Regions from separate parts of the Homo sapiens genome. Here all the other regions are linked to region 1. The links are chromatin contacts, found by Hi-C in ENCODE. All regions are on one chromosome and are shown on one strand. Each heading gives the region's core, a stretch centred on a gene start or an enhancer-like site at or near the end of the contact. The rest is flanking DNA. Distances are from core to core; before and after follow the strand shown. Region 1 overlaps MUSK (muscle associated receptor tyrosine kinase). Region 2 overlaps PALM2AKAP2 (PALM2 and AKAP2 fusion). Region 3 overlaps PALM2AKAP2 (PALM2 and AKAP2 fusion). Region 4 overlaps PALM2AKAP2 (PALM2 and AKAP2 fusion). Region 5 holds the start of ECPAS (Ecm29 proteasome adaptor and scaffold).

The links. A loop is a pair of places that touch in the nucleus more often than their neighbours do. Pooled maps may share reads with other maps.
Region 2: a map with no recorded cell type shows a loop between it and region 1 (8-fold over the local background). The contact joins two enhancer-like sites. A Hi-C loop is called at or near these places in 5 of 37 single-sample maps with no recorded cell type and 2 of 50 pooled maps.
Region 3: a loop to region 1 is called in a map with no recorded cell type, with 8 times the contacts of the local background. The contact joins two enhancer-like sites. A Hi-C loop is called at or near these places in 7 of 37 single-sample maps with no recorded cell type and 3 of 50 pooled maps.
Region 4: a loop to region 1 is called in a map with no recorded cell type, with 16 times the contacts of the local background. The contact joins two enhancer-like sites. A Hi-C loop is called at or near these places in 8 of 37 single-sample maps with no recorded cell type and 5 of 50 pooled maps.
Region 5: a map with no recorded cell type shows a loop between it and region 1 (21-fold over the local background). The contact joins the promoter of ECPAS here to the enhancer-like site in region 1. A Hi-C loop is called at or near these places in 13 of 37 single-sample maps with no recorded cell type and 5 of 50 pooled maps.

The regions. Positions count from the first base shown.
Region 1 is chr9:110,805,860-110,810,688 of GRCh38, forward strand. MUSK (muscle associated receptor tyrosine kinase) reads left to right here. Exons shown (of 15, transcript NM_005592.4): 15 at 1-699. Among named protein-coding and RNA genes, the nearest start is that of MUSK, 140 kb to the left of the region's middle. RefSeq lists an enhancer at 2,864-2,913. Within about 2 kb of position 2,937, at least 2 of the 41 ENCODE cell types and tissues checked have a DNase peak (open chromatin) inside an H3K27ac peak, as active enhancers do.
Region 2 is chr9:109,892,124-109,896,952 of GRCh38, forward strand. The region is part of intron 3 of PALM2AKAP2 (PALM2 and AKAP2 fusion); the gene reads left to right. Among named protein-coding and RNA genes, the nearest start is that of PALM2AKAP2, 110 kb to the left of the region's middle. RefSeq lists an enhancer at 1,416-1,575. Within about 2 kb of position 2,962, at least 2 of the 41 ENCODE cell types and tissues checked have a DNase peak (open chromatin) inside an H3K27ac peak, as active enhancers do.
Region 3 is chr9:109,910,754-109,915,582 of GRCh38, forward strand. All of the region lies in intron 3 of PALM2AKAP2 (PALM2 and AKAP2 fusion), which reads left to right. Among named protein-coding and RNA genes, the nearest start is that of PALM2AKAP2, 130 kb to the left of the region's middle. Within about 2 kb of position 2,603, at least 13 of the 41 ENCODE cell types and tissues checked have a DNase peak (open chromatin) inside an H3K27ac peak, as active enhancers do.
Region 4 is chr9:109,964,947-109,969,775 of GRCh38, forward strand. The region is part of intron 6 of PALM2AKAP2 (PALM2 and AKAP2 fusion); the gene reads left to right. Among named protein-coding and RNA genes, the nearest start is that of PALM2AKAP2, 190 kb to the left of the region's middle. RefSeq lists enhancers at 1,852-1,951, 2,632-2,681, 2,692-2,811, 3,202-3,271. Within about 2 kb of position 2,810, at least 9 of the 41 ENCODE cell types and tissues checked have a DNase peak (open chromatin) inside an H3K27ac peak, as active enhancers do.
Region 5 is chr9:111,482,151-111,486,979 of GRCh38, forward strand. It overlaps ECPAS (Ecm29 proteasome adaptor and scaffold), which reads right to left and starts at 2,233. Exons shown (of 50, transcript NM_001364929.1): 1 at 1,966-2,233. RefSeq lists silencers at 863-1,282, 1,553-1,672, 1,793-2,332.

The DNA of each region.
Region 1 (4,829 bases), core at 1,687-4,186:
TTTATCATTTTCATCTCTGTTAGAGTTTTGTATTGGCATTAGCATTTGTATTAGCATTGTATTAGGAAAAACTCAGGAGTTTTTCTCTATAATCTTGGTTAGTTTATTTTTAAATAATTGTTATTTATGAAAGTAATACATAAAAATGTTGTTTAAAAAAACTCACAAGAGGGTAAAAATTAAAAAAATAATAAAAGTTCCCTTCTTCCTTTTCATCTCTAGTCCCAGCCTAAGTGCTAACCACTTCACCCATTTATAGTGTTAGTTCTTCTGGTGATTACCAGTGCAATTCTAACAAATAGGTTTGCATTTCTCTTTCTGAATTGATCAATTTTTTAAAAATATGCAGCACTCTGACTCAAACTCCCTTTCTTTTTCCTGAGATATGTTAACTTCTAATGTTATATTGTTTATCACAACTTTCACAAATATTTCTAAATAAAGGTTACCTACTGATTCTGGATTGTGCTACATAAAATTAGAGCTTCCAAATTTCCCTCCATCACTTCTCCCTGCTCTCTACTCTCACAATCAGTCAACTATACACCTATTTCTACGCTGTCAACTATATGTTCATTTCTATGAATCTGTAATATTTGCATTTTGTTCTGGAACAAATTAAGATTTAGGTGCTTTGACTAGATTGATTCTAAACATCAAAAAACAAAAATAAAATATCTGCAATTATGTGATCATGTATTTATGCATTGCCAAATAATGGTATTCCATTATTTTAATTTGATAAGATAAATTTAATATACATTAATTCTTATTTCCTCTATTTTATGGAAGAAATATTTTTAAAAATCACAAAACTTTTACATTCGCTTCTCTTCCTGATATTTATTTTTCCTTTTTCTTCTGCCTCTCTTCTTTCGTGCCCTTTTTTCCGAAAATTATTTTGATGATTTTTTTTATTCACCATACATAATTACAAATGAAGAGTTGCTCTGGTTCGTATTGGTAGTAGAAGTGGGGTCCCTTTGCTGTTTTGTTGGTATATTCACCCAGTGTGACCTCTTTTCCGTGGGATGGCTACCTCTGGGCTCTGATTATGTGGCTCATAGGGAAGTATAGGCAGCCTGAGTCAGAATCCCCACAGTTCCAAAGTGATGGAAGACTGTACTCTGAGATACAATATTTTGACGTATTTCACTCCCAGGGAGAGCTACTTGCTATTCTTTCACTGCTTCCATTACCCAAAAGAGTATGATATTCTCCCCATTTTCTGTATTGCCTCACACCTAGGACCCTTCAAACCCACACCAACGACCTCTCAGGCAAATTGATCTATTCAGATAGCAGTTTACAGGGATAGACATGAGGCCTCTTGGCCCACCTGCTCTATACACAATCTTCTAGTCGACCATCCTGATTGACAACCCACAGCCCACCCCTGTCTCTGTATTTGCTGACTCAGAGCATGGAGACTTTATACATGTGAAATCACATCTCCCCTCCCCTCACGCTTGGCTTGTGTGTATTGCAAAAGCTGCAATTTAGTTTTTCCTGTGCCTTGTCTTACCCATGGATAAGAACACTAAGATACTTTCCGCTTTTTGAATATTTGTCAAAGTGATGGCACTTGGATTGGTTTCAGCATGTACATAGATTGATTCTTATTCATATACATTTACTGTCATATTGGGGAAATCTTGAGGGGAAAAGAAAAGCCTCTTACTACCATGTTCATCAAGAGTCCTCTCTGGAATAGTTGAAATAGTTTAGGAGTTATCGGTTCACTCCTTCGTCTTGTTTGCCTCCAGATTTCTTTTTTCCTTCTTTTCCTGTTTCTTAATGTTGGAACAGCCCACACCTCAATCCTTGGATGACATCTCCCTTTTATCTGTATTCATCCCTAGTGATCTCTTCTGGTTGCAAGGCTATAAATGCCATCTGTATGCTGAGATTTTTTTATTTTTAGTTCAAACCTCTCTCCCCAACTTTACACTCACATTTCTAACTGTGTGTTATAGATGATAGCTTTAGATTCTCCTCCTCAGGACTAGGCTTTCTGCTTGATCTAGGAGCAAAGCTGAAAACTGCTATGGAGCTTGGTGTTGCCTTGATACCGAGGAGGAGTCTCAGAGCCTCTCCAGTGCAAATACACACTTGCAGTGTCCTAGTGCTGCTGACTTACGTACTCATTCTAAAGAGGGTAGATTGTATCCATTTTAATAGCTCTCAATACCCTTGCCCATTCCCATTACAGCTGGCAGAAATTCCCCAGCTGCAAATGGGTTGCATTTATCTGTTACCCATTCCTGATTTGCAGCACGATTGACTGTTTCCTTTTCTGCGTGGTCTATGTGTCACTCCATGAGAATCTGGGAGAGGAGAACTCGATATGGTGCTCATTCCATCATTTTAACCATAGTGTTCTTTATTGTGAAGAGGTATCCCGGTTAGAGTGGAGTCAAAGCTTTATAGCAAGTGTATTTCAGGTAACTATTCTTTTACTTGTTTCAGATCTATTTCAGTAGCACAGCCACCAAGATAGAACACTTATAAGCCCTTATTTTGGTATAGATCACCAGAGAAACCACTCACCACTCGCACTTGGCCTTCAGTACTGAGTCATTACATATTGGAAGGTCAGAAACTACATCAACAGGAAAGACCCATAGGTGTGGGGGTCTGATATATTTGCCAGTACATTTCTTATCATTACAAACAAAGATTTATGTGTGTCTAGATGTTTACCTTGCCTTCTAAGAGGTCATGTCCTCTGAATGAAGCAAAATCAAGGTAAGCCTTTACCTGTAAGCCGTTACATGTCTTCTTTACAGAATCCCTCTTAATTAAAAACTTCTAAGAGATTCAACAGGGTTAGTTTTTCTTACAACCTTCATCGTCAGACCTGTAATTATGCAACTGGCCAGCATTGCTCTTTCAAACCACAGTCTCTGGAAAGTACACACCGTATATAGCATTTTGCCCATAAGAAGAGAAACCACCTGTAGTATCTAAGGTTACGTCAGAGAGATGTTAACCACAAAAAAACCCAGACTTAGATACACACTATCATTTTCTGGGTGTGTTCTTGACCATTTAGAGCTGTGATTAAAATTAGAAGTGTTGGCATGACACTGCTTTCTGACTTTCTTTTTTAGCCATGTTGACACCGTGGTGGTTAGTGTGATGCTCCTTCTTATTTCAATTGATGCTTTACTCAAGTATGGATGAAACATAATTTAAAGTCACCTCTTCTTCTGCTATCTTGATTTTTAAAATTATTTGGATGCATTATATTTAAGAATCTTAAGACAGTCCATTAGTATTATGTATTTATCTTCTCTTCACTCGTTTAAGTCACTTTCTGACTCAGATCACCTTCTCAGGAGACTCTCAGCATCATTCTGCCTGACATCACTCAGTTGCTTTGTTTATGGCAACCTAAAAAAGCAGCTGCCCTAATTTTAGCCCATTCCCAGAGTACCCTCAGAAGTGACAGGTAAGAAAAAATAAACTGATCAAAGATGAGAGAAAGACTTACAGAGGAGTGACACTGAGAGAGCAAAAAACCACAAATAAATTTCATTTCTAAGAACAAAGCAAAGATGACCAGGAAATGCCTGAGGAAACACATTTTTTTTTTTTTTTTGGAGGCAGAGGGTATTATATTCCTTTTTTTTCTTCAACTTTCATTCTAGATTCAGGGAGTACATGGGCGAGTGTGTTATGTGGACATGTTGTGTAGTGCTGATGTTTTCAGTACAACTAAACCTGTCACCCGGGTTGTAAGCATAGTACCCAATAGATAGTTTTTCAACCCTTGCCTCCCTTCTTCAGAGACCTCCCCCTTCTTGTATTCCCCAGTGTCTTTTGTTCCCATCTTTATGTCCATGTGTACTCAATGTTTAACTCCCACTTATACTTGAGGACATTTAGTATTTACTTTTCTGTTTCTGTGTCCATTTTGCTGCAAAGGACATGATTTTGTTCTTTTTGGCTGCATAGTATTCCATGGTGTATATGTATCACATTTACTTTATCCAATCAACCATTGATAGGCAACTATGTTGATTCCACATCATTGCTATTGTGGATAGTGCTGCAATGAACGTATGGGTACAATGTGCCTTTTGGCAGAATGATTGATTTTCCTTTAAGTGTATACCAAAGGAAATGGGATTGCTGTATCAAATGGTAGATCAACTCTTATTTATTTCTCATTCATTTCTCAAATAATTTCTCAATTATTTGAGAAATCAAGGAGACACTTTTTTTTTTTTTTTTTTTTTTTGAGACAGAGTCTTGCTCTGTTGCCTGGGCTGGAGCGCAGTGGCGTGATCTTGGCTCACCAGAACTCTGCCTCCCAGGTTCAAGCAATTTGGAGACATAATTTTTAAGACATTTTTAAATAATAAACCTCAAATATTTTAGGGAAAACATCTTTATCTCTGTTTCTATAACTGTCAACCTCTTTCTAATAAGCTTTGCAAAGCTATATGAAACTAGTTTTTAATTTTTGTATACTTGAGACAATTTTGGAAGAAAGTAGGTATCTACTCATCCAATTTCAGAGAACTCTGAGAAAATTTAGTTATTCTTATGAAAGATCTATTTTCTTATTGCAATAACTGTGAATTTATCTGGCACTTGGCCAAACTTAGCATTAACAGGTAATACATTATATTCACAACAGAAACTAGAAGATGATTCCAGAACAACACAGCCCTAAAGGAAAAATCATTAATTGTTTGACATAAATATTCTACACTTCAAAAATCTACACTTAGATTTTTTTTCTAAGATTGTTTTGTATTATTTACTAACCTAACAGCTTTCCATTAACAATAAATTTAGAACTTTTTTATATTTTAAAT
Region 2 (4,829 bases), core at 1,712-4,211, 910 kb before region 1:
AAAACAGCTCCAGAGGCCAGAAGTCCAAAATCAAGATACTGGCAGGGCTGTGCTTTCCCCAGAGCATCTAGAGGCAAATCCTTCCTTGCCTCTCTCAGCTTAGTGGGTCCAGACATTCCTTGGCTTGTGGCTGTGTCGCTCTAATCTCTGCCTTTGTCTTCACATGGGCTTCTCCTCTTGTCTCTGTGTCTTCTCCTTTGTCTCTCATAAAGACCCCTATCATTGGATTTAGGGCCCTCCTAAATAATTCAGGATAATCTCTTCTCAAGATCCTTAAATTAATTACATCTACACAGACCCTTTTATCCACATAAGGTCATATTCATAGGTTCTGGGGGTTAGGGTGTGGACATATCTTTCTAGGGCCATCATTCAGTGTACTATATCTGAGTGCCTAGATTACTGTTTTACACCTAGGAGGTTGCTCAATAAATAGTTTTCAATTTAATTTATATGTTTCAGCCTTAGTTTATCCATAAGCTTGCCATGAGGTTCAGAAACCATCATTTATATCCAGAGATGGTATAAGGCAGTGGTTAGGGGCATGAACATCCGCGTAATACTTGCTGGGTTCAAGTTCAGAATCTCTGCTTGCTGCCTGTATAATTTGAGGCAAGTTCTTTAGCTTCTCTCTACTTCAGTTTCTTCTTCTATAAAAAGAAATAATAATAATAATAAAGATCAACTTTATTGGGGAGGGGTGACTATTAAGTCAAGATATGCAAAGAGTACCCAGAACTGTCTTGGACTTTGTGCCCAATAGGTTTTGGCTTTTATTATAAAAATAAAAGAATGATATGACAATGTACAATATATAAACAATCTCAAATTGTTTGATTTTATCAGACTCCCTCTCCACTTTCAGAAACAGCTGAGAGGGCTGTCACTGCACTGAGATTAGCATGGCATTCCAGAACTCGGGCCCGGTAAGCATCCAGGTCCAAGGGTGCCTTGGAGGGGTACACCTCACCTTTGCAGTCCAGGGCAGAGGAAGGCAGGGAGGCTAGGAGTGCAGCACTGAGAGAGCAGTGGCCACTGCCTTACAAGGCCAAGAAGCGTCCCATCTCCCCAACAACTGTCAGGTTCCTTCCTGCCCTGGGAACAGCTCTAATCTGTCTGTTTACCACCTACCTGCCAGCCTTCAGCAGGAATTCCAGGACTGCTGGGCCTATCAGCTGAAGTAGAGGATGAAAAAGAACAAATCCAAAGGCAGAAGAAATAGGACAATATGATAGATGGATTTGACAAGAATCCAGACCAATTGTGGGCAGACCAAGTTGAAAAGCGTGAGAGGCTAGAGTTATCTCAGCAGGGGTTTCGTTTTGTTTTGTTTTGTTTTTGAGACAGTCTCACTCTGTCGCCCAGGCTGAAATGCATTGGTGTGATCTTAGCTCACTGCAACCTCTGCCTCCTGGGTTCAAGTGATTCTCTCGTGCCTTAGCCTCCAGAGTAGCTGGGATTACAGTTGTGTGCCACCACACCCAGCTAATTTTTGTATTAACACCGTAGAGATGGGGTTTCACCGTGTTGGCCAGGGTAGTTTTGAACTCCTGAGCTCAAGTGATCCATCTACCTCAGCCTCCCAAAGTGCTGGGATTACAGGCATGAGGACTGTACCCAACCATCTCAGCAGTTATTTTAAAAAATGTTTAGCCTTCTGATGAGAACACGTGGACACGTGGTGCGGACAACAAACACTGGGGCCAGTCGAGGGGGCTGCGGGGAGAGAGATCATCAGGAAGAGTAGCTAACACTTAGGTGGTGGGTTGATCTGTGCAGCAAGCCACCATGGTACATGTTCATCTCTGTAACAAACCTGCACATCCTGCACGTGTACCCCAGACTTTAAAATAAAAGTTGAAGGAAAAAAGTTCACTTTTCTGCTTTCCAGTTGCTTATTTAAAAAAAAAAAAAAAAAAAAAGAAGCATCTGGCTGGGTGTGGTGGCTCATGCCTGTAATCCCAGCACTTCGGGAGGCCGAGGCAGGTGGATCACCTGAGGTCAGGAGTTTGAGCCCAGCCTGGTCAACATGATGAAACCCCGTCTCTACTAAAAATACAAAAAATTAGCTGGGCATGGTGGCGGGCACCTATAATCCCAGCTATTCGGAAGGCTGAGGCAGGGAGAACTGCTTGAACCCAGGAGGCAGAGGTTGCAGTCAGCCAAGATCGCACCATTGCACTCCAGCCTGGGCAACAGAGCGAGACTCCATCTCAAAAAACAAACAAACAAACAAAAATGCATCTAAGTTGTCTGAGTGATGTCCTGCTCAAGTCCATAAGGGACTTGCTTTATTACAGAAAAGTGGCCAAACCCAGTAATATTGAAAGTATGGTCCAGGGACTGCTTCTGGTCAGGCAACTGTTTATTACCAGTCTGTGACAAAGACAGAAATTGCCAGTAAGGTGTTTAGAAACTTTAATAGCAATATGATATCCCAATGGGTGATCAATGGACCCATCTTACTGAATAGGGTAGAGACAAGTTTGAGTGTCGTTGCACTCACGTGGTGAGCTGCATGTGTCGTGGGCTGAGTGCTAGTATTGGTCTGTGATGGATTGGGATCAGACCCTTGTCCATGACCATAAAATCTTGAGCAATATTGCAGCAAGCCAAATGGCAAAGATGACTATGTGCCCCAAGACCACACTTTTTTTTCCTATAGTTTTTTTAAGAGAGACACGGCCTCGCTCTGTTGCCCAGGCTGGTCTTGAACTCCTAGGCTCAAGCAATCCTCCCATCTCGGCTTCCCAGAGTGCTGGGATTACAAGCATAAGCCACTGTGCCAAGCCTCCCTAAATGTTTAAATCTTGTCATTGCCACCATTCTGCAAGATTTACCTTTGAATCTAGAAAAGAACTTGGAGTCTTTCTACTAGGCCTATCCCCACACCACTTCCCATCATAGAGGTGAAGAACCTGAGGCCGGGACACACCACAGGACTCTCAGAATGACACAGCCAGTCAGATTTTCCTGGCACAAAACCCAGTGTTCTTTCAAAGCCACCATTCTTTTCCTGTAACTAATGCAAAAGCAAATCTTAGCCCATGACAGGGAATCACAGATTCCAAATGAGTGCCCTCAGAATGACTGGTTTCCTTGAAAGCAGCTGTTTCATAAACATGACTTTGCGGGGGCAGCTCAGGCCTTCCATGCAGTGGAGTCTGCTGGTCTTGGGGCTGCTCTGTTAAGCAAAGGATGGGAACCAAAGGTACTGACATTTTAATATTAGCCACACAGATGTCTTGGCTTGTAATCTGGAGAAAATCAGTCAGTGTCCCAGCTGAATCTGTAAATAGGAACGACAATAAGATTTGCTCTCTCTCGGGACATCCTAAGAATTTTTGTCAGGCTAGAAGAGGCAGCCTGGAGAGATTTGTTTGATCTGGGAAAGCAGAAGTCAAACTTGGTTTTTCATTCGGTAAGATCCACTGTGGTTAAAATGTGGTCAGAGGGCTCATTCAGCCTCCTACTTCAGGTCGAACTATACTTACCTTCTCTTACTTTTAAAGAAGGAAGGGAGATTCTGTAAATGAGTGGCTTTTCTTTTAGTCAGTGCTGTCATATGCCATGACAATATTGTATTTAAGTCTGTTCTCACAGTGCTAATAAAGACATACCTGAGACTGGGTAATTTATAATGGAAGGAGGTTTAATTGACTCACAGTTTAGCATGGCTGGGGAGGTTTCAGGAAACTTACAATCATGGCAGAAGGGGAAGCAAACACATCCTTCTTTACATGGCAGCAGCAAGGAGAAGCGCTGAGCATAAGGGGGGAAAATCTCCTTGTGATTCATGCCTGTAATCCCAGCACTTTAGGAGGTTGAGTTGGGTGGATCGCTTGAGGTCAGGAGTTTGAGACCAGCTTGGCCAACATGGTGAAACCCCGTCTCTACTAAAAATACAAAAAATTAGCTGGGCATGGTGGCAGGCACCTGTAATCCCAGCTACTTGGGAGGCTGAGGCAGGAGAACTGCTCGAACCTGGGAGGCGGAAGTTGCAGTGAGCCGAGATCACACCATTGCACTCCAGCCTGGGCAACAAGAGTGAAACTCCGTCTCAAAAAGAAAAAGAAAAAGAAAAAGAAACCATTAGATCTCATGAGAACTCACTATCACGAGAACAGTATGAGGGTAACCACTCCCATGATTCAATTACCTCCCCACCAGGTCCCTCCCATGACACATGGGGATTATGGGAACTATAATTCAAGATGAGATTTGGATGGGGACACAACGAAACCATATCAAATATTAATAGAGTCTGGCAGGGAGGAAGCATGACTTCATACTGGTGGTGAGTCAGAAGGGGCATCTTCATATTTTAAGGAAGGTGGCACTTAGATTCCAAGTGCGTCCTGTGTGCAGTGGAGTCATATGCAGCTCTAATAAAGAACATTATTCAGGCCAGGCATAGTGGCTCATGCCTGTAGTCCCAGTTTGTTGGCAGCCTGAGGCGTGAAGATTGCTTGAGCCCAGGAGTTCAAGACCAGCCTGGGCAACATAGTGAGACCTCATCTCTACAAAAAATACAAAAATTAGCCAAGCATGGTGGTACATGCCTGTCGTCCCAGCTACTCGGGAGGCTGAGGCGGGAGGATCACTTAAGTCCAGGAGTTTGAGTCTGCAGTGAGCTATGATCATGCCAGTGCACTCCAGCCTGGACAACAGAGCGAGGCCCTGTCTCCAAAAAATAATTAATTATTTAATTTAAATGTTCGAAAGAACATTATGCAGATGCTTCTCAGGCTTCTCTTCAGATGGCAAAATCTCACTGGTTTTCAAATATCCTAACTGAAATGTTCAGTTCCAGCTATCTTTTGCTTCAT
Region 3 (4,829 bases), core at 1,353-3,852, 900 kb before region 1:
ACTGAGGCTGAGGCATGGACTTGACTAGGAGCAGACGCAGCAGGGCGGTGAGTGCAGAGGGACTGAGGCTGAGGAGGGGTCAGGATGTGAGGATGTTGAGGCAGTAAGAGATGACTGGCCTTGGGGAAGTCTGGAAGAGGGATTCAGCAGCAACTAGAACAGGATGCAGGGTCAAGAGAAGTTCACTTATTTTTAGTATGGAAAGAGATAATTCTTGTTTATTGACTAGCAGGAAGGAGGCATCTTGGAGAGAGGTGAAGACACAGGGGAGAGGGGATAGTTAATGGGGTATCCTCCCAGATCAGTCTGCACAAGCTCAGGTGCAGGGGTGGAGGCGCTGGCCTTCAACAGACAGTCTGAGTCAGAGGCTGGAGGTCAGAAGGTGTGGCTGGATGGGACTTTTTCTCTTCCTAGAAAAAAGGGACATTTTTAGGGGGAAAAGGAGGGGGTTTAAGCTATTGAGAAAAGTACTGCTTTGAAATGAAATAATCTCACTTTCCTGTAATCAAAACTCTTTATTTCTGATGAAACAGACTCAAATAAGAATCACAACAAAGAAATCAGTGCTCAGCTCAAGCCTGGAAATGATTTCCTACACGGAAATCCACTTGCACAGATTCTGATAGTGTGAGTCATGTGATTCCAGATGGAGTAAATACACATGAAAAGGAGAGAAAAGCTGGTGTCTCCATGGGCTGAAGCACACTTATGGAGAGAGAAATTTTCATTTATTTGTATTTGGGCTTCAATATGATTACATCACCATCAATAATGAAAAGTGCTGCCATGTCCCAGCTGTATACTTAGATCAAGATATAAATCAGTCCAATATTGTTCTTTTTTCTCACTGAATATCTAAATTTGTATATTTGAGGGGAAAGTAGAAAAACCAAGCCAAGATTTTAAAAATTACATTTACTATCACCATCTCCAAGTTACATTCACTATAGAATCCTTTAGAAGCATGTTCTTGGGTAGCTTTGCTTTTTATGCACTCAACAAATATTTATTGAGCATCTGTATGTACAGGGAAGAATGTGAGGTACAGTAACACAAAATATATAGTCCTATCTCTTAATAAGCCTGCACTTGGGAGAAGGTATAGATAGGGTTGGGAAGGATAAATATATTTTTAACACTCTAATACAAGGCAGAGTGTACCAAAAGTTAGAAATGCTGTGGAGAATCAGAATGAATGAACATACCAGGCTGGGTTGGGGGGCTGGGGGAATTATGGAAAACATTCCTAAAGAGATGTAATTTGATTTGGGCTTTTATTATGATATCTGTTTTCAGACAATGGAGTTGAGAGTGGGGAGTCCTTCCTGGCTTTGTCAGGAGCAGTTTGAGGTCTTGGCTGAAGACAGGAAGGCATAAGGCTGGAAAGGGGTGGGAGCAGAACATGGAGGGTGTGAACTTCCAGCCGAAGAAGTTTGATGGGGTTTGGGAAGGAGGTGAGAGGGAGCCACCAGGAAAGGATGTGAGCTGGACCTTTGGAATTCTTAAAGGGACCCTTGTCTTCTCTGCCATATTTCTGTCTCAGGGATGACGTGAGGAAAAAAAAAAAAGAGGAGGAAATGGGCTTGAGTTTCCACTGACACCTTACAGTCAAGGAAGGCCCTGTTCTTTCATAAGGAAAAGTGGAAATCCTCTGTTTACTTAAGGGCCATTAACATGTTTTCATATTAAAATACCAAATGATCTGCCGTGACTCCAGATAGACTCATCTAAATAAAAGGAAGCTGTTTCCTTACAAATTGAGTCACAAAGGATAAATATTTGTGGAGTGCCATAGAAACAAATGCGCTGTCTTCCTGAAATGTGGAAAATGAATTTTGTAGCATTGATTTGCATGAAAACAATATTCTTCCCAGTGTTCTACCTAGAATATTGAAATGGAGGTATTAAGATAGATGATAGATAGGACAGATAGATTGCTAGAGAGCTAGATTAGATAGATAGATAGATAGACAGACAGACAGACAGATAAGATAGATAGATCGATGAGGTTAAATATTCTTAGGATGGAAGAAGGGGTCAGATAATCACATCTCAGACAGATCTGGAATTCCAGGCAGCAGGAACTAATGAAGTGGTCTCTTCAGAGTTTTACCATGGGACGAATTCACCCCCGATTAGTTTTTATTCTTTGAGTCACTTCTCTCAAGACAAAGATCTTTGGGCAAGAGTTCAGTTGGCCTAGCTTAGATATGTTTCTACTCCTTGGCCAGGGATGTGAGCCTTCTGACCAATAGTTTCACCAAATCTACAAGGAACCCTAGAGAGACTTTTTTCCCAGTGGAGGAGCTGGATGTTGTTCCTAAAAGAAAAGGGCAGAGGGACCCTGGGCAGGCAAAATTTTCAGCTGCCTGCCACCTTAGCCCCTGTCCCCACACTCACTTCTGAACCACATGTGATCAGTCTTCTCTTCCCACCACATAACTGAAACTTCAAGGTCATGGGTGAGCTCTATGTTGTTAAGTCTTATTTATAGGAGCGATCAGCTCGCTGCACTGCAAGGCTGGAAAGGTGTTTAAAATGTATACTTAGGCATGTCTTGGCTCTTTCTGATATAATTCAGCTGGCAAAGGCTCTGGCAGGAAGCCAGACGGACACAAATAGCGCACCAAAGAGATGCTAAGACATGGGTGATTATAATTGTGCAAGGAGTAGAAACTTCTCTGCTGAGACTTTGGATGTGGCAGAGATTTGGGGAGTAGAAGGGGGGCAAAGCACAGTTCCAGCCAACCCCATTTACAGGCGTTGATTAGCAGTAATGAATTCACAACCTTGCAATTGCTCATTTTTTTTTCTTCTGCTGCTGAGTCATGGATAAGACTCTAAGCTCTGATTAGCTGTGATCCCTAATTCTCAGCACAATTCTAAGAGCATTCCTTCAAATTCAACAATATGTGGTAAGTGTCTTGTATTAATTAGGATTCCATGTGGATGCAAGGAACAGAGACCCACAATAACAGTGGCTTAAACAAGATGCTTATTTCTTTTTTTTTTTTTTTTTTTGAGACGGAGTCTGGCTCTGTTGCCCAGGCTGGAGTGCAGTGGCGCAATCTCGGCTCACTGCAAGCTCCGCCTCCTGGGTTCATGCCATTCTCCTGCCTCAGCCTCCCGAGTTGCTGGGACTACAGGCGCCCGCCACTACGCCCAGCTAATTTTTTGTATTTTTAGTAGAGATGGGGTTTCACCATGTTAGCCAGGATGGTCTTGATCTCCTGACCTCGTGATCCACCCACCTCGGCCTCCCAAAATGCTGGGATTACAGGCGTGAACCACCGCGCCCGGCCAAGATGCTTATTTCTCCCTTCAATAAAAATCCACAGGTCTGCAGTTATGTAAACATCCACAGGCATGCAGTTAAGAGCTGTTTGGTGGCTGTGCCCTGTGAATTCCTTAGGGACCCAGACCTGTTCCACTTTAACCCTAAAGACTGATCCTTGTCAACAGTGACCAAGATGGCAGTTTGTGCCTCAGCTGCATACATGTGCATTTCAGGCAAAGGATGAAGAAAGAACTGGAGAAGAAAGGGCTAAAGAAGATTCTAGGAGCTGACATATAGCACTTTCACTTACATGCCTTTGGCCAGAGCATGTGGCTACAAAGGATGCTGAGAGATGTGGCCTTTACTCTGTGTGGCCATATGCCCAGCTCAGCCACAGGAATGACATTGCTTTGAGAGAAGGGGAGGATGGAAATTGAGCAACTTAGCAGTCCCCTTTCCACTTTTACTTGTGCTGAATTCATAAACATGTGGGCAGCTTTCCTCTCCTCTGAGCAGCAAACACTTCTTCTGAGGTTCTTGTTTTGGCAGGTTGGCCAGACAGGCACCCCACTTGACTGCTCAACTATGAAACTGCAGTTCCAGAGAAGAGAACAGGTCTGAATTAAGCACCTTAAGCCAGTTGGTCAGCATCTCCTTTTATTCGGAGAGTAGTTACTGAGATTCAAACCCATGTCAACTGAGTAGCAATGTGTTTGGCTATAGGGTAGGGCGTAACCCTAGTCTATGTCTCTCAATAGTGAGTTATTTCATAAAGGCTCAGCCCATCGTCAGGAATATGCTGGTCTTGCGTAAGCCTTTTTCAGAAGTGTTCATAGGGTCCTGAGAATTTTGTGAGCACTTCTTTACTGCTTCTCTTGCCTCCTCTTTTAGTTGGTGCTGAGTTCACTGCATGAAGGGTCCCAGGAGTCCTCTTTCCCCTTGGTTTTTCTACTCCTTTCCTTTTCTGCTCTTTCTACCACCTCCTACTGCTGGACCTCTTTGTATCTGTACTCCACCATGGAAAATAAGTTTTGTTTGCCCCAGATCTTCCCATTTCCCAGAGTGGAGCCTTTATAATTCATGATGTTTACTAAACTTGATCTCTGCCCTTTCAAGGGATGGAACTCAGATAATGAAAGATATAGGGAGGGATACATTGCTTAAATCTGTGAGTGGGCATTACGATGGGCCTAAGTGTCCCAAGAGGGATTGGCTTGCCATGGGAGGTGGTGAGCTCCCCATGTGTGGAGAAGTTCAAGAAGGTGTGAAATAATCGTTGGGTGGAGGACAGTTCAAGGACTTCATGTTTCTGGAGAGCAATTAAGTTCAATGGCTTCTACTCCCAGTCTGACCTGTGCTTCTGTGAGCTTGAAAAATATATATTGTGTTGCAATGTGCATTCTTTAGGGAATGAAGGTAAAAGGGCAAGTGGTCATGGGAGGATGTCAAGGATAGGGGCAAAGGGTACTGGTTCCCCAGCCAGACCACCAGGGTCCAAATTCTGGCTGCACATCATCTCTGCAACCCTGGACAAGTCAGTGCTCTTTCTGTG
Region 4 (4,829 bases), core at 1,560-4,059, 840 kb before region 1:
AGGATGTGTCATCTTTCATCTGTTTCTTGCCATTGTCATTACCATCAACATTGACAGAGATAACACATAGAACCTTGAATTATGGAATCCTTATTAAGTTAGATACTCATCTCTTCTAGAAAATAAAATGTTTATTAGTAAAAGCAGAATCCTCAGGAAAACAGTATTTATAAGCCCTAGACACATGGCCCTGGAAAAGTCACTTAACTTCTCTGAACCTCTTTTTCCTATGAAGTGGGACTAATAATCCCTACGATAGATTTGTATGGAGAATAAAGTTTAAAATGCCTCATGCACAAAAGAATTGAGAGCAAGGACTCGAACAGATATTTGTATACCAATGCTCACAGCAGCATTATTTCCAATAGCCAAAAGACGGAAAAAACCCCAAGTGTCCATCCACAGATGAATGGATAAACAAAATGTGATATATCCCTACAATGGAATATTATTCAGCCATAAAAGGAATGAAATTTTGATATATGTCACAACATGGATGGACCATGAAACATAGTGCTAAGTTAAACAAGCCAGAGAGAAAAGGACAAATATTGTATTATTCCACTTACATGAGATATCTAGACTAGTCAAATTCGTAGTGACAGAAAGGTTACCAGAGGACCTGGGGGAGAGAAGAAAGGAGAGTTATTGTTTAATGGGTACAGAATTTCAGTTTGGGATGATGAAAAAGTTCTGGAAATGGCTGGCGGTGATGGTTGCACAACAGTGTGAATGTACTTAATGCTATCGAACTGTAAACTTAAAGTGGTAAATGGTATTATGTATGTTTTACCACAATAAAAAAATAAATGCCTCGTGCAGTACCTGGCCATTGAAGATACTCAGGGGGAAAAAAAAGAGCTAAAAAGAGATATTAAGATGTTTCTAAGTGTTACTGAGTTCAGAAGTGGGAGTTCATACTTTAAACTAAAAGTAGTCAACGAAGGATTTGCCAAGGAGGTGGGATTTGAGATGGAGTTTGTAGGACCAGGCAAGGGAAAAGGCAACCCAGCCAGGAGGAAATGTGTAAGCAAACCATGAAGCTCCTGTGTGTGGTGATGGGGACCCGGTGATGATGTTGTGATCTGTTTTGTTTTTTGTTGGAGACTAGATTTGGGATGGGGTTTCAAGGGACTTGGAGTCCAAGTTGACCTGTTTAGGTGCCAGGCAGAGCAGAGGCACTAAAACTATCTGGGCAGGGAGGATGAAAAGATCAGTGTCGGCAGAAAGATCAATCTGGGGCATCGTAGAAAATGGATTGAATGGTGCCATACCAGAGGTTCAAGGCAGCCAGGGCAGTGTTGCACAAGTCCTAGACTAAACTAGGATGGTGGCTGTGCAAAAGAAAAGGGAGAGATGGAGACTAATTTCAGAAGAGCCTTGATAGACTTAAGATATCAAGGAAGAGGTGGCAAAGTGTTAAATGTTTAGCAGAATAGCTCAACCCTGGAGCCAGGTACCCTGCATTTAGTACTGCTAATGTTCTAATACCAGTACTGCTGCTTATGAGCTTGTGTGACCTTGAGTGAATGACTTAATCTTTCTGTCCTGTTTCTTCCTCTATCACATAACAATGAATGACAAAGTAGTGCCTCTCTCACAAGGCTGTCATGAAGGTTAAAGGAGTCAATATTTGTAAAGATCTTACAATAGTATTCAGCACAGAATATATGCTTGCTATTTTTTATCTTTTAAATCTGGATGGTTGGTACGTTGGTGTCTGTTACGTTATTTTTTGGTGTTTGAATATTTTAAAGCATGACCTTAAAATAATGTACTTTCAAAACAGTCTTGCTAAGCAGTGCTTCTTAAAGCTTAACATGCATGTGAAATGTTTGGCAGTCTTGTGAAAATGCAGGTTCTGGTTCAGTAGGTCTCAGGCGGTACTCAATGGTCTGTGTTTGTAGCAAGCTCCCAGGTGGTCTGGTGCCGCGGGTCTGCCGGCCACTCCTTGAGTAGCAAAGTTGTTAAGGAACGGAGTTCCATCACGGTGTTTCTAGGATTGTTCTGGTTGTCTTTTGCCACATAACAAATCATCCAAACCTAGAAGCTAAAACGAAAATGATTTATGTTCTATGCTGTTGTTGTTATTATTATCTCTTGCAGTTCAGCTATGTAGTTCTTGGGATCTGTCACAAGCTGGTGGTTAGATGTAGCTGGGGCAAGAGTCAAGAGTCATCCTGAAGGCTTCCTCCCCCTCGTGTCCGGTGGTAGATGCTGGCTGGCTGTTGGGACCTCAGCTGGGGCTGTCAGCGAGAACATCTCCCCAGGGCATCTCCATGTGGCAAGGGGCTCTTCACAGCTCAGCAGCTGTATCTCAAGACAGAGAACCAGGCAGAAGATGTATTACCTTTTCTTGCCCAGCCTCCAAGTCTCACAGCATCGCTTCTGCCACCTTCTATGTATTAGAAGCAAGGCACTAAGGCCAGCCCATATGCAAGGGTAGCGCAGTGAGACTCCGTGTCTTTTTTTTTTTTTTTTGAGACAGAGTTTCATTCTGTTGCCCAGGCTAGAGTGCAGTGGCACGATCTTGGCTCACTGCAACCTCCACTTGCTGGGTTCAAGTGATTCTTGTGCCTCAGACTCCCGAGTAGCTGTGACTACAGGCAGGCGCCACCACACCCAGCTAATTTTTGTATTTTTAGTGGAGATGGGATTTCACCATATTGGCCACGCTGGTCTCAAACTCCTGAATTCAGGTGATCTGCCCGCCTTGGCCTCCCAAAGTGTTGGGGTTACAGGCGTGAGCCACCGCACTTGGCTGAGACTCCATGTCTTGAAGGGAGAAGTGTCAAAGAATTTTTAGACATGTCTCAAAACCACCACAATGGCCTGCTTAAGGAAGCTCTGGGAGGAACAGAAAGTGGTGGATGAGTCAACCAGGGAAAGTTGACTTTGTTGTGTTTAAATTTGTGGGTTTGGGGTACCATGAAGACCACTTGAAGTTATTCTCCAACAGGCAGGATGGTGTGTGAGTATCTGAGTATCTATCTCTCACACCAGATCATAAGCTTCTTGAAAGCAAGGACTTGGTCTTTTTCTCTGCAATAGTTCTGGTGTCTACCACAGTGCTTGGCACACAAAAGTGACCCAAACAATGTTTGTTTGATGAGGGAATGAATAAATGAATGAATGAATGAATGGTAAAGGATTTAGGACTGAGGCTGTGTGGTCTGAAGAAGAAAGGATACTGGAATTCTGGAAATCTCTCCCAGAACAGTCCTCTCTGGCACTTCTCCCAGGGAGAGGGACTCCTGCATTTGCTCAGAGGCCACCATGGCCCTGGGGGTCTGGCCTGCCTGCTTTGCAACTTGAGGCCCTCGCGTACCCCATAGGCTGTGGAAGGCCTGGATCTGCTGGGAAACCTCCTTCTTCCACTAAATGGAAACTGGAATTCCAGGAGAAAGCAAAAATCAACAAGAGCTATTTTGATTATAATGATATCTCATTTCTAAGCAGCTCTCTCTATTTCCTGTTTATAGCCCAAACTGAGAGCAGAAGCGACTAGATCTCTCAGTGAAAGGTTTTCTCCGAAGACGTCTAGCTATATCATCAACAGGAAACAGTACTCTCCCAAGACAAAAGTCCCTGTCTCTGGCCACTCTGTTGGGTTTCATTGCACCCTACAAAGGGAGGTGGGAAACCTGGGTTTCTGAAAGAGGCCCTGATTTTGTGTTAGCCTTCAGCATCTACCACTTGTACCCAGCTCCCAGTCCCCCAAATTTCTGGGGACTCCATGTGAAATCAATGCACAGGAATTGTGGGGGGAAGCCCTAAGGAGTCCAGCCGCGATTTTCAGCGCGATTTTCAGGGCAGCTACATTTCACTTCAAAACTCCCAGTAAGTCTGCCACTAAGACCCCTGGAAAGGCTGGCTATGTCAGCCCTCTGTCTTCATTAGAAGAATCTCAGGATTTCTTCCAGTGACAGAACATGATCCTCAGATTCCAGGGAGTGACCCCAGACCCAGTTCCTCTCCGGGCTATAAAACTGTGGAGTGTGACACAGACAGAGAGACTGTGGTAATTTAGAGACTAAGAAAAAAACTGACTAGAAAGCAACTGAACAGAACAGCTGCAGGAATGTAAAATGCAAGACCCTCTGATCTGACAGTCTTTTCCTGCACCTCTACAAATGTGCGTGCACACACACACACACACACACACACGACTCCCAGAAAGGACCCTCTGAAGACAGGACATTTCAGCTGACATCTGAAAGATGAGGAAGGCAGCCATGCCAAGAGTATTCCAGAAAGAAGGAACAGGGTTTGCAAAAGCTCAGCAGCTCCACAGCTGCTGGTCTGGGCCAAATAGGACAGACAGCCTGTGGCTCTCCCCACACCTTGTGCTTCCTCACTCAGCCACTGTGAGTCTCCTCTCGCCTGAAACAGTCTCCCGCTCTGTCCTAACCTTCCAGCATCTTTCTCATTCACTCTGTCTCCTGAATATCACCCACAAAGGGTAGCAGTATCAGTCTTGGTCCACACACTTATGCAAGAAGTGCCACTTTGTTTTCTTTAAATCAAGTGATATCAGACTCTGTACCCCAAGGCTGCTGGTCTGGCAGGCAGTTCAAACTCAGTCGTTCACGGGGCTCTCTCCCACCCAAGGTCATGCAAAGGTGACATGCTCATCTTGGGGAAGGCCCATCATCACTGGTTCTCACTGGATTTATCCTTGGGTGTGCATTGTCCTGGTTTTCAGAGCCCCTTCAGGGCTGAAGTCTGTGTGGCTTCTGAGCCAAGCTTGGAGACAGGAGCCTTGGCAGAGGCTGGGAGCCTGGAATCAGCATCCAGCTTCCCTGCTTACACCACAGTGTAGCACTCCC
Region 5 (4,829 bases), core at 983-3,482, 680 kb after region 1:
AGAAGGCCTGGTGGTGCTTCCACGTGGAACCGACAGAAGAGCAATCTGTAGCCCGCTTCTCTCTCTAATCGCACCATGAGACCTTGTCTCCTCCGACTCTCCAATCTGCTCAGGATCACACCAAGTGTTTACTTCAGCTTCAAAAAAAGCAAACAGTACTCCTGCTCCACCAGTTCTGTGTCAAAGCAGCAAGGAACTTAATCTCTCCAAACCTGCCTCCTCTTTAAAACAAGGATAATTCCTACCTATCTGCCTCACAAGGTTGCTATGAGGGCAAAAGTGAGATCATGTATATAAAAGTGGCTTTAAACTGACAAGCACCAGAAAAACATACATTACGTGTATAACTACTTTCATATGGAAATTCAGAAGCGGCTTTAACAACGTAAGCTTCATAAAGCTTGCAACACCTCACCCATGCTTTATTCCATTTAAAACCCACATCATCTTCAAATAACACCTTTCTTGTTTTTGCCATAAACTGAAGGGCAGCATTGGGAGAAAAAAAAAAAGGGAAAGAAAGAAAACCCTTGGGGGGGAGAACACTCAAAACGCAATCAGAAATTATCTCACATGTCCTATGTCCTATGAAACTTCGGTATTTATGACCCCAGCGTGGGTCCGCGGCGCCCCGGAACTACACTTCCCACAAAGCATTGAGGCGAACCCCGGCGGCGGGCGGGGCGGCCTGGGATTCAGGGTGACCACCGCTCTCCCCAGACAGGGACCGCCGTCCCCGGGAAGGCTGCACCGCGTACGATCGAGGGGGCACTAACTCTCCTTTCTGAAAGCGCTGTCACCCCGTGGTTTCTCCTGCGGTTCGACCGGCGACCCTCTCCGCCCTCCCTGCTCCATCTGAGGGTCACCGCCTATTCGTGACCTTTCGGCTGATTACTAGAGTGTCACAAAAAGGCACCTTCTCCCCCTTCCCGAAAGCTCCATTTCTATAACTCAACCAGCCGTCGGGGACCCGGGGCCAGGCGGGGTCAGACGGGACGGGCGGACACTGCCCGTCACCCCGGGGCTCCGGCCCTCCCGCCAGCCGAGGCTCAGTGGGCAGGGGGCTGGGCTCCCCCGACCCCGGGCCAGGGCGGATCGCGGGCAGAGGTGGCTCCGCCCGGGGCTCCGGTTTCAATTTCGCAACGTGACGGTGCAAACCTGAGGCCTACAAACGCCAGCGGCGACGGTCCGCGCCCCGCCCGTCCGCCAGGCCCGGGCTCCCCAGCTCCCCGTACGCCGCGGCCGCCGCCCGCCCACCGGGCCTGGCGCCCCAGCCCTCATGCGGCCGCCGGCCCCCGGCACCGCGCGGCGCCCGTTCCGGCTCGCGGCCGCAGGTTCGGCCGCGGCACTTACTCAGCTCATCCTGGGAGGCGGAGGCGGCGGCCGCAGCCATGTTGCGCCGGGGAGGGAACGAGGGAGGGGCTGGGGGGGCAGGGCGCGGCCGGGGGGCTCGCGGCTCGCGGTGCGGCAGGGGCCGCGAGCCGCCTCCGTTCACTCGGCGCGGACCGCGCTGTGCCCCGAGGCCCGCCCGCCGCCGCCGCCTGCGTCCTCCGCGTCGCGAGCGTCGCCCTTCGCTGCCCCCGCGAGCTCGCGACTCGGGCGCTCCCGCAGCCTCGCGCCTCTGCGGAGCCGCTGCCGCTGCCGCCGCCGCCGTCTGTGCGGCCGAATCCCCGTGCGCCAGGCCCGCGCGGCGGCTCTGCGACTCCGCGCCGCGCTCGCCCAACTCACGCCGGTTTTATATTTAGAAAGAGCTGAGCCATCCTCCCAGCGGCCCCCCCGCCGGGCCCCTCGCGCGCCCGCCCGCCCTCGCTCGCTCGCGGCTCGTCCTGCCCACCTGTCGCCGCCCGCCCCGCGTGCGCTCCCCGCGCGGACTCGACACGCGGCGGCCTGTGCGGGCGGCCCGGCCTAACCGCGCCGCCGCGCGCGCAGGGCCAGTCCCCCGCGGCCCGGGGGCGGGCCTCTGACCTGAGTCGGAGCCGGTCTCCATGCCGCGGACGCTGCGCTCGGCGCCGCGAGGTGAGGGCTGTAGAGCGAGGCGTTCGGCGGGCCGGGCCCCGGGGAGCCGCGCGCCGCAGTCCGTGAGGGGCTGGGCCGAGCGGGCCCGGGCTGCCCTAGCGGCCGGGGGAAATCCTCGAGGCGGGGCCGGAGCGCCCTTTTCCGAGGTCTGCGGCTGTCACGTTGGCTGGGCCCGACCTGGGGAAACACGCCTGTCCAAAGGAAGAGACGTGGACTCAGAAAAGTAGAGCCGGGCTCGGAGTCGGCGGGAGGAAGCCCCGCCCTGCGCCTCCCGCCGAACTTCTCGGCCCCGGCGCTGACTCAGTCCCGGACGAGCCCCTGCGCCGCAGCGGCCCCCGACAGCCCAGTTCTGGTGTGGAGGTGGCTGGTGCTCCCAAAACGGCTAGCGGGAGCAGGGGGTCCACTCAGCCCTGCAAAAGTTAGATAAGGCAAGATTCCTAAAGTTCACATGGAAGTATCTATGCCTATGTGAGCTCTGAGATTTTGTTCAGATACCCTATGTTCTTTTCGGTAACTAGAGTGATTTATTTTCGATATGCTGATTTTAACTTTCTGCCTTCGCTTTGTCCGTGAGGTCATGTACACTTGCAAAATGAAATTCAAATTCAGGGGTTGCATAATTGCTGTACTTTAAGTGATGGTACTGTCATAACAAATTAGATACAAGATCAGATACTTTTTTTATATAAGAAGAAATCAAGTCTTAAATAGATTGAAATTGCATTTATTCCTTAAAGCAGAAATCTATAAAGCCCTAAGTAATGTCTTAAAAATGGAATATATGTCATTCCTGTTGTAACATAGGCCAAGTACAAGGTACAACACTGAAGACATTTTTATTTCCTTTATTGTTTTTGTTATAGAAATTATACATGATCTTGGGCCGGGCGCGGTGGCTCACGCCTGTAATCCCAGCTCTTTCGGAGGCTTAGGCGGGTGGATCACGAGGTCAGGAGTTCGAGACCAGCCTGGCCAACATGGTGAAACCCTGTCTCTAATTAAAAAATACAAAAATTAGCTGGGCGTGGAGGCGCGCGCCTGTAATCCCAACTACTCGGGAGGCTGAGGTAGGAGAATCGCTTGAACCCGGGAGGCGGAGCTTGCAGTGAGCCGAGATCGCACCACTGCACTCCAGCCTGGGGGACAGAGCGAGACTCCGTCTCAAAAAGAAAAAAAAAAGAAAAATTATACATAATTTTTGTAAAAAAAAAATGCAAATGATTTGGAGTATCATAAAATTAAAAGTGAAAGTCCTTCCTCCTAGCCCCACCATCCCACTCTGCAGAGAAATTATGACTAACAGTTACAGTTAAGTGTGCAGAAGACCTTTTCTCTGGACATATATATACAGCCCCATGTATGGCTTTGATGGGGACAGGTTTCTACAATAAAGTTCTGGATCAATTATTCCTTCACACACATTGTTCCATGTTAATTCAAAACACTGCACTACCATCACCCTTTTTTGTTTGTAACTTCATACTACACTAAGTTAACCAACCCCTTTTTTCATGTATGCTCCTCTTTTATTTGATGTTGCCTCCAAAATAAATACACAATGAACTACTTACAAACAATAGAGAGGTGTATACAGGTCTTCTCCCAACTGCATACCCACCATCCCCCCTCATCCCACTCATGCCCATAAATAATCCCTATTAACAGTTTGGTGCATTCAACCTTTCCTTACTGTTTCCGTGACTATAGAAAGTAGCTGCACCAAAGACTGGTTTGGGGAAATTTGACTTCCCATAATTTCAAATGGATCCTTCCAAAGCCACCCCAGATAAATACAGAATCTGAGTAAAAAACAATGGGTTTGTTATTTTATTTTATTTTTATTCATTTATTTATTTATTTTATTTTATTTTTTGAAACGGAGTTTCGCTCTTGTTGCCCAGGCTGGAGTGCAATGGCGCGATCTCGGCTCACCGCAACCTCCGCCTCCTGGGTTCAAGCGATTCCCCTGCCTCAGCCTCCCGAGTAGCTGGGATTATAGGCATGCGTCACCACGTCCGGCTAATTTTGTGTTTTCAGTAAAGACGGGGTTTCTCCATGTTGGCCAGGCTGGTCTCCAACTCCTGACCTCAGGTGATCCACCCACCTCGGCCTCCCAAAGTGCTGGGATTACAGGTGTGAGCCACCATGCCTGGCCGTTAGGCAATTTTAACCTCCAGGCAAGACTAGTTAACAAATCCTTAGTTCCTCCTATGAAGAAATTCCAGGTTCTCTGCGTGTACAAATCACATGAATGTGTGTACACAGATTTTTGTTAGTTTTGACAAAAATGGAACTCTACTTCCCATATTATGTAACGTTATCTTTTCACCAAATAATGTATTACAGGTGTCCTTTCATATCAGTAATGATAATAATGGCTAATGGAATAATAATTATGCCAGACACCATTCTAGTGTTTTACTTGGATGAATTCATCTAACCCCCACAACAATCTTATGAAATAGGGATTTTTATGGCACTGGATGGTTGAGGAACACATCTAATGTGCCACAAACTGGAAAGTAAGTGGTGGAGCTGGGATTTGAACCTGGGCAGTGTGGATTCAGAGTCAGCTTGCTTAATCACTAGGATCAGTATGTACAGAACTACCTCTTTTTTTTTTTTTTTTTTTTGAGAGGGAGTCTCGCTCTGTCCCCCAGGCTGGAGTGCAGTGGCACGATCTCAGTTCACTGCAACCTCCGCCTCCCGGGTTCAAGCGATTCTCCTGCCTCACCCTCCTGAGTAGCTGGGATTACAGGCATGTACCACCACGCCCAGCTAATTTTTGTATTTTTAGTAGAGATGGAGTTTCA